Regions from separate parts of the Homo sapiens genome. Here region 1 is linked to region 2. Evidence: chromatin loops called from intact Hi-C (ENCODE). Cell type or tissue: endothelial cell of umbilical vein. All regions are shown on one strand.

Region 1 (4,000 bases), 330 kb after region 2:
GTGATTAAAATGTTTTTTCTACTGGGGATACAGCTCCCCGGATCAGAAAAAAAAATTATCTTTTTTTTTCAATGAACCACAACAATAAAACCAAAAGAGAATATCAACAATCAAAAATAATCCCCAAATATCCAGGACAAAAAATAAAATATTTATTGATCTATCACAGCGAGACACAAAAAGATGGGCGGGGCAGGAATGGGAACTGCTCTGAAGTTCAGTGGACCGAGGGAGGGATGGGGGGTATACAGTACTGCATGTGGGGACACCCCGGGTGGGGAGGAGATGCCTGGCACCCCAGTCTGCACAGCCCCGCACGCCCTGGGGGAGTGTAGGATGGGGGTGGAGGCAGGGCACAGGCGGCCATGACAGGTCAACCAGGTTGATGGTGGGTGCACCCAGCCAGCTAGTGGTGCCGGGCGGTCAACTGGGGACATGGATGGACGGACCGATGGATGAATGGACGGATGGGCGGATGGATTCTACAAGGGCAAGGTGGCTATTCCCAGTGTGGGGTGGTTTTCCAACCCAAAAGCGCCCCAGATGTGGGGAACAGCGATCGGTGGGGAGGAGACGGCCAAGTGGACCCAGGAGAGGAGGGATGCTAGAGCGAATCCAGCTTTGAGGCTTCAGGTGCTTGGGTACCAACTGGATGGCAGCCAACGGTGGGTCCTGGTGGGCAGGGGGAGCTGGGACTGCCCAGGAAGTGTCTGCACCATCTTTAGAGGAGCCCCAGGTAGGGGGTTCCCCGAGGGGCCACCCTTCCCTCCTCCCTCCCCCCAGGAAGATAAGAGCACCAGCGTGTAGCACCAAGTTCCCCTGGAGATGGAGGCTGTGTGGAGGGGGAGCTCCTAGGTGGGAAGGGATGGGGTGGGGGGCCAGGACCACATGGCCCTTGCCTCTGAAGTAGGGGGCCTCCTGGTCGGGGCACTTGGCCGCTCCCCTCTTGTTTCCTTGCCCTGTGGATCTGCAAGGCCGCCCGGCCTGCCCGTTCCCTCCTGGGGTGGGGAGTCGGAGGGGCATGGGATGGGGTTACAAAGGGTTTACATTCTCCACCAAGCAGTAGCACCAACGTTGATGAGGTCGTGAGTCAGGGGTCCTAGGAAGCTCATTTTCTCTTCCGGCCACAAGCTTTCCCCAGGCAGGCCCCACCTGGACGGGAGGAGGTGCACATCACTGTGAGTCCGGCCCCTCTCAGTTTCGGCTCTAATCCCCGCCTGCTCTGACCCACTCGAATGGAGGCTCCAAGAAGCCAAGAGAAGCCAAGTCATGGCCCCAGGCCAAACTCAGACCTGATCCATGCCATCAACTTCCACTGGACAGATGGGGCGGGAGAAGCCCCCAAGATATTACTTGGATGAAACCAACGCTCGCAGAAAAGGGGGCAGGTCATGGGGCCTGGCTGGGGAAGGACGGGGCCTGGCACTGGCTCCTGGCTCCACTGCTCCAAGAAGCCTTTCGGGGAAAGGCTAAGAGCAGCTCCATCAAGGAACATGGGATGAAGGGAGAGTCAGTGTCTGCAGGAGACGGCCCTCTCAGGGAGTGGGGTGGACCCATACATCTGAGAGGGCATCAGATAAGTAAATCAAGGCCCAGTAGAGGGAGAGAGGGTCTTATCCACATAGTGTCTGAGCTGGGACTCAAACCCAGGATTCCTACCCCCTCCTGGGAATAGTCTGATGGGTGAACCCTGTTTCAAGGCATCAGTCTGTATTAGGTAAGGCACCATTGTCTAGTAGCGCGGCCCGGAGCAGTTCCTAACCCTGCTTGAGCCAGATATGGCTCCTTACCGCCACCTGGTGGCAGTGAGCAGAGAGTGGGGCAGGAACAGACATCTGCCTCTGAAGGTTTTTTTTTTTTTTTTTTTTTTTTTTTGAGACGCAATCGTCTTGCCCTGTCATCACCCAGGCTAGAGGGCAGTGGTGTAGTCTCAGCTCACTGCAACCTCCGCCTCCTGGGTTCAAGCAATTCTCCTGTCTCAGCCTCCAGAGTAGCTGGGATTACAGGCGTGCACCACCACACCTGGCTAATTTTTTTTTTTTTTTTGAGACGGAGTCTTGCTGTGCCGCCCAGGCTGGAGTGCAGTGGCGCAATCTCGGCTCACTGCAAGCTCCGCCTCCCGGGTTCACACCATGCTCCGCCTCCCGGGTTCACACCATTCTCCTGCGTGAGCCTCCCGAGTAGCTGAGACTACAGGTGCCCGCCACCATGCCCGGCTAATTTTTTGTATTTTTAGTAGAGACGGCCGGACGTGGTGGCTCACTCCTGTAATCCCAGCACTTTGGGAGGCCGAGGCGGGCGGATCACGAGGTCAGGAGTTCGAGACCAGCCTGGCCAATATGGTGAAACCCCGTCTCTACTAAAAATACAAAAATTAGCTGGGCGTAGTGGTGTATGCCTGTAGTCCCAGCTACTTGGGAGGCTGAGGCAGAAGAATCGCTTGAACCTAGGAGGCAGAGGTTGCAGTGAGCCAAGATCGTGCCACTGCACTCCAGCCTGGGCAACAGAGCAAGACTCCATCTCAAAAAAAAAAAGAAGACTATAGTATTTTTAGTAGAGACGGGGTTTCACCGTTTCAGCCAGGATGGTTTCCATCTCCTGACCTCGTGATCCACCTGCCTTGGCCTCCCAAAGGGCTGGGATTACAGGCGTGAGCCACCACACCCGGCTAATTTTAGTATTTTTAATAGAGACAGGGTTTCGCCATGTTGGCCAGGCTGGTCTTGAACTCCTGACCTCAGGTGATCTGCCCTCCTCAGCCTCCCAAAGTGCTGGGATTACAGGTGTGAGCCATCACACCTGGCCATGAACTGTGTTTTTAAAAAGCAAATGTTCCCTGTGTTTATAAGAGGTCAGCAAGAAGGAGGGGAGGCTCTACATTCAGCTCGGGGTCCAGCCTCGTGTGACCTGAGGCTGTGGGGTCCACCCCTGGGTGCTGGCTCAGCCCTTCTGAGCAGGAGATGGCACAGGAGAGGAGGGAGGAGGTGGCTGCAGCTCCAGGGCAGGGCCCAGGGGCAGGGAGCCTGGCATACCTGGGAAAATGGGAGACAATCCGAAGCCAGGTCTTGCTGCCACTCCTGCAGGAGAGATTTCAGGTTGGTGGGTTGGTAGGGGTGGAAACTGACTCCAGCCTCATCACTTTCTGCCTGCACTGGCTCACCCAAGACCTCTGTCTGGGATCACCTCCTCTCCATCCCCCCCACTATATAATTTTTTATATTTTATTTTATTATTATTTTTTTGAGATGGGGTCTTGCTCTGTCACCCAGGCTGGAGTGCAGTGGTGCGATCTTGGCTCACTGCAACCTCCGCTTCCCAGGCTCCAGTGATTCTCCCGCCTCAGCCTCCCGAGTAGCTGGGATTACAGGCGTCCACCACGTTTGGCTAATTTTTGCATTTTTTTTAGTAGAGACAGGGTTTCACCATGTTGACCAGACTGGTCTCGAACTCCTGACCTCAAGTGATCCACCCACCTAGGCCTCCCAAAGTGCTGGGATTACAGGCGTGAGCCACCACGCCCAGCCAATCCCCCTCACTACAGCCAGAGTGGCTTTCTCAACACAACATGCCGCCACCTAGCAACCAGGTGTGGCACCTCATGGCCTCAACCCTGAGCTCAGCCTGGCACTGTCCCCAACCTTATAGCTTGCCCGTTTGCCCAGTACATCTGCAATCCTAAAGTGCCCTCACCAGCCCCAGTCTCCTGTCCTTGTGTGGACATGGGCTCTGGGAGTCCCCACTGCTAGATGGACAGGCCCCCTCTAGATCGGGACAGAGCTGAGGACTACGTAGCAGAGCTGGCCACCCCTACCTCCAAGTGGGAACTGCCCGGCACCCCCTAGGACACCTCCAAGGCCAGCAGCACCTGAGAAGAGGCAGGTGGGGTCAGGATAAGACACCCCCATCGGGAAGAGGCCCTGATATCCCTGCTGGGTTCTGGGTTAAGGAATGTCCCAGACAAGATCTTCAGGGGTAGGGGGAGCCAGAGGGAGGCCTGAGC
Region 2 (4,000 bases):
ATACCTGATGTCAAATGGGTTTTATCTCCCATGTCACCTCTTAATCAACTGACAGGATCTACCTGGAGTACTATGATGATAATGGTTCTGAGGCCACATTTGGGGTCTGCAGGAAACAGTGCAGTGATCGATTGGTAATGCCTGCCATGGGCATAGGCAGGAGCACATGCACCCCTATGCCCTAGCGTTTTCCCTTGCCTGCAACTACTACAGAGGGGAAAACTCCCTTACTAGGTGGCCACGGGTAGAGAACAGTGGAAATCTGCTGGCACAGCTCCCTTCCCTTTCCTCCTCCTTTCTGCTATGATGTATGATGTGATGGCTGGACTTTCAGCAGCCACCTTGCAATCATGAGGCGGGGAGCACTGCAAAGGTGTTGGCACTGAGATCTTAAGCTCCTGAACCAACTGCCAGTCACAGCTACCTCCAGATTTCTTGTTATGTAAGAAAAGGAAATCTCTGCTACTTTAATCTGCTGTTTGATGGATGTGACATCACTGTCACCAAAGCATTCCTAGCTGATCTCCCACCTCCATCCTAAGCACTGCAGGAGTGTGGAGGAGCCCACGGTGGCCTGTATCAATCAAGAAAGGCTTCAAGGAAGAGGTGACAATGTGCTAAGCCCTGAAGAATGAACTGGACTTAGCAAACTGGCCAAAAAGAAGGTATCTCTGGCCAGGCATGGTGGCTTATGCCTGTAATCCCAGCACTTTGGGAGGCTGAGGAGGACAGATCACCTGAGGTCAGGAGTTTGAGACCAGCCTGGCCAACATAGCAAAACCCTATCTCTACTCAAAATACAAAAATTAGCTGGGTGTGGTAGCACATGCCTGTAATCCCAGCACTTTGGGAGGCCAAGGCGGGCAGATTACTTGAGGTCATGAGTCAAGACCAGCCTGTCAACATGGTGAAACCCCATCTCTACTAAAAATACAAAATTAGCTGGGCGTGGTAGTGCATGCCTGTAATCCCAGCTACTTGAGAGGCTGGGGCAGGAGAATTGCTTGAACCCAGGAGGCAGAGGTTGCGGTGAGCCAAGATTGCGCCACTGCACTCCAGCCTGGGTCACAGAGCAAAACTCCGTCTCAGAAAAAAAAAAAAGAAGAAGAAAAAGAAGGTATCCTAGAAGGGAGGAATCTCATAACTGATGAGAACTGAAGGATGGAAGGAGGCTGTTGACAGCTGTTGACAGCAGGGAGACGGGGATGAGGCCAGGCTCTGGGAAAGAGGAAATGTGGCTTCAGATGACAGGGAAAATTCAGAGACAATGGATAAAGACCCAAAACTCCAGAAAGTTCTATCGAGACTCAGCAGAGGGGCATCCTGTGGCTGAGACAGGGCAGAAAGCTTCCTCGGAGAAGGTGAGACCAGGCAGGGCACCAAGAATAACTTTTCCACTTAGGATGGGAGACAGGGGAGGGAGGGCAGCCCTGGAACCCTGGCCAGGGGCCTGGCTGGTTTGTTCCTACTGGAAAAGGCACAGGCTGCATCTGCAGAGGGCAGTGTTGTTCTGGAAAATTCCTAGATTGCCTCATCGCATCTGTTTCCCTCCTGGGCAGGGCTACAGTTTCTAGAAAGGTGTTAGATTTGTAGCAAATGTAGCTAGAGCAACTCCTAATCTGTATAGAAGGAAAGGAGATGGCATTTCTTCTTTTACAAAAGGATGTCTGTGCTTCAAAGAGATTCCTTTAACTCGGGTTGAAATGCAAATGCTGGGCCCGGGGCGGTGGCCCACGCCTGTGCTCCCAGCACTTTGGGAGGCCGAGGCAGGTGGATCACCTGAGGTCGGGAGTTTGAGACCAGCCTGACCAACATGGAGAAACCCTATCTATACTAAAAATACAAAATTAGCCCGGCATGGTGGCGCATGCCTGTAATCCCAGCTACTTGGGAAGCTGGGGCAGGAGAATTGCTTGAACCCAGGAGGCAGAGGTTGCGGTGAGCAGAGATTGTGCCACTGCACTCCAGCCTGGGCAACAAGAGCAAAACTCCATCTCAAAAAAAAAAAAAAAAAAAAAATAAGAAGAAAAAGAAGGTATCCCAGAAGGGAGGAATCTCATAACTGATGAGAGCTGAAGGATGGAAGGAGGCTGTTGACAGCTGTTGACAGCAGGGAGACGGGGATGAGGCCCTCTGGGAAAGAGGAAATGTGGCTTCAGATGACAGGGAAAATTCAGAGACAATGGATAAAGACCCAAAACTCCAGGAAGTTCTATCGAGACTCAGCGGAGGGGCATCCTGCGGCTGAGATAGGGCGGAAAGCTTCCTCGGAGAAAGTGAGACCAGGCAGGGCACCAATAATAACTTTTCCACTTAGGATGGGAGACAGGGGAGGGAGGGCAGCCCTGGAACCCTGGCCAGGGTCCTGGCTGGTTTGTTCCTACTGGAAAAACACAGGCTGCATCTGCAGAGGGCAGTGTTGTTCTGGAAAATTCCTAGATTGCCTCATCGCATCTGTTTCCTTCCTGGGCAGGGCTACAGTTTCTAGAAAGGTGTTAGATTTGTAGCAAATGTAGCTAGAGCAACTCTTAATCTGTATAGAAGGAAAGGAGGTAGCATTTCTTCTTTTACAAAAGGATGTCTGTGCTTCAAAGAGATTCCTTTAACTTGGGTTGAAATGCAAATGCTGGGCCCGGCAGAGTGGCTCACACCTGTATTCCCAGCACTTTGGGAGGCTGAGGCGGGTGGATCACCTGAGGTCGGGAGTTCGAGACCAGCATGACCAACATGGAGAAACCCCATCTCTACTAAAAATACAAAATTAGCCGGGCATGGTGGCACATGCCTGTAATCCCAGCTACTCATAAGGCTGAGGCAGGAGAATCACTTGAACCTAGGAGGTGGAGGTTGCAGTGAGCAGAGATTGTGCCACTGCACTCCAGCCTGGACAACAAGAGCAAAACTCCATCTCAAAAAAAAAAAGAAATGCAAATGCTGGGCCCAGTGCGGTGGCTCATGCCTGTACTCCCAGCACTTTGGGAGGCAGAGGCAGGCAGATCACTTGAGGTTAGGAGTTGGAGACCAGCCTGGCCAACACAGTGAAACCCTGTCCCTACTAAAAATTAGCTGGGCATGGTGATGGGCGCCTGTAATCCCAGCTACTCGGGAGGCTGAGGCAGGAGAATCGCTTGAACCCAGAAGGTGGAGGTTGCAGTGACCTGAGATCGCGCCACTGTACTGCAGCCTGGGCAACAGAGTAAGACTCCGTCTCAAAAAAAAAAAAAAAAAAAGCAAATGCTTACAGGGGCTGGGGAATTGGGAGTAAGAAAAATAATGAAGGGAAAGTGGGGCCTCCCCAGGAGACTCAGGGGGCCCACGCCCATCAGAAGGGGGCAGGGGCTCCCCAGCTATGATGGGGTGATCGCCATGCTGGAAGTCTGTCCTGTGTTGTTAGGTCTTGCCATTTGTTATTTTTTAAAATTGTGTTTATTACTATTATTATTTTTGAGACAGAGTTTCACTCTTGTTGCCCAGGCTGGAGTGCAATGGCACGATCTTGGCTCACTGCAACCTCCACCTCCTAGTTCAAGTGATTCTCCTGCCTGAAGTAGCTGGGATTACAGGCGTGCTTCACCATACCTGGATAATTTTTGTATTTTTAGTAGATATGGGGTTTCATCATCTTGGCCAGGCTGGTCTCGAACTCCTGACCTCAGGTGATCTACCTGCCTCGGCCTCCCAAAGTGCTGGGATTACAGGCGTGAGCAGCCACCACACTCAGCCTTTTACTTATTGTTTTTTGAGACAGGGTCTTGCTCTGTCGCCCAGGCTGTGGTATGATCATGGCTTACTGAGTCTCCACTTCCTGGGCCCAAGTAATCCTACTACCGCAGCCTCCTGAGTAGCTGGGACCCACAGGCGTGTGCTCCACGCCCAGCTATTTTCTTTTCTTTCCTTTTCTTTTTTTTTTTTTTGAGATGGAGTCTCACTCTGTCGCCCAGGCTGGAGTGCAGCGGCGTGATCTTGGCTCACTCCAAGCTCCGCCTCCTAGGTTCACGCC

Evidence for each region. A loop is a pair of places that touch in the nucleus more often than their neighbours do. Peaks named below come from ENCODE experiments on the same cell type or tissue, not always from the same donor. Only the 100,000 strongest peaks of a DNase experiment are listed, where the experiment ranks them.
Region 1: a loop joins it to region 2, with 17 times the contacts of the local background. A loop is called at or near these places in 82 of 110 quality-filtered maps.

Annotation. Positions count from the first base shown.
Region 1 is chr7:74,065,809-74,069,808 of GRCh38, reverse strand. It overlaps ELN (elastin), which reads right to left. Exons shown (of 33, transcript NM_000501.4): 31 at 3,812-3,865; 32 at 3,033-3,077; 33 at 1-1,152. The coding sequence ends at 1,109. Among named protein-coding and RNA genes, the nearest start is that of ELN-AS1, 5.5 kb to the right of the region's middle. In endothelial cell of umbilical vein, a CTCF peak has its summit at 1,795 (motif pointing left); a DNase peak (open chromatin) is centred at 1,788.
Region 2 is chr7:74,392,265-74,396,264 of GRCh38, reverse strand. All of the region lies in intron 13 of CLIP2 (CAP-Gly domain containing linker protein 2), which reads right to left. Among named protein-coding and RNA genes, the nearest start is that of GTF2IRD1, 60 kb to the left of the region's middle. RefSeq lists a silencer at 225-414. In endothelial cell of umbilical vein, a CTCF peak has its summit at 2,415 (motif pointing right); DNase peaks (open chromatin) are centred at 1,504 and 2,424; H3K27ac peaks cover 592 bases.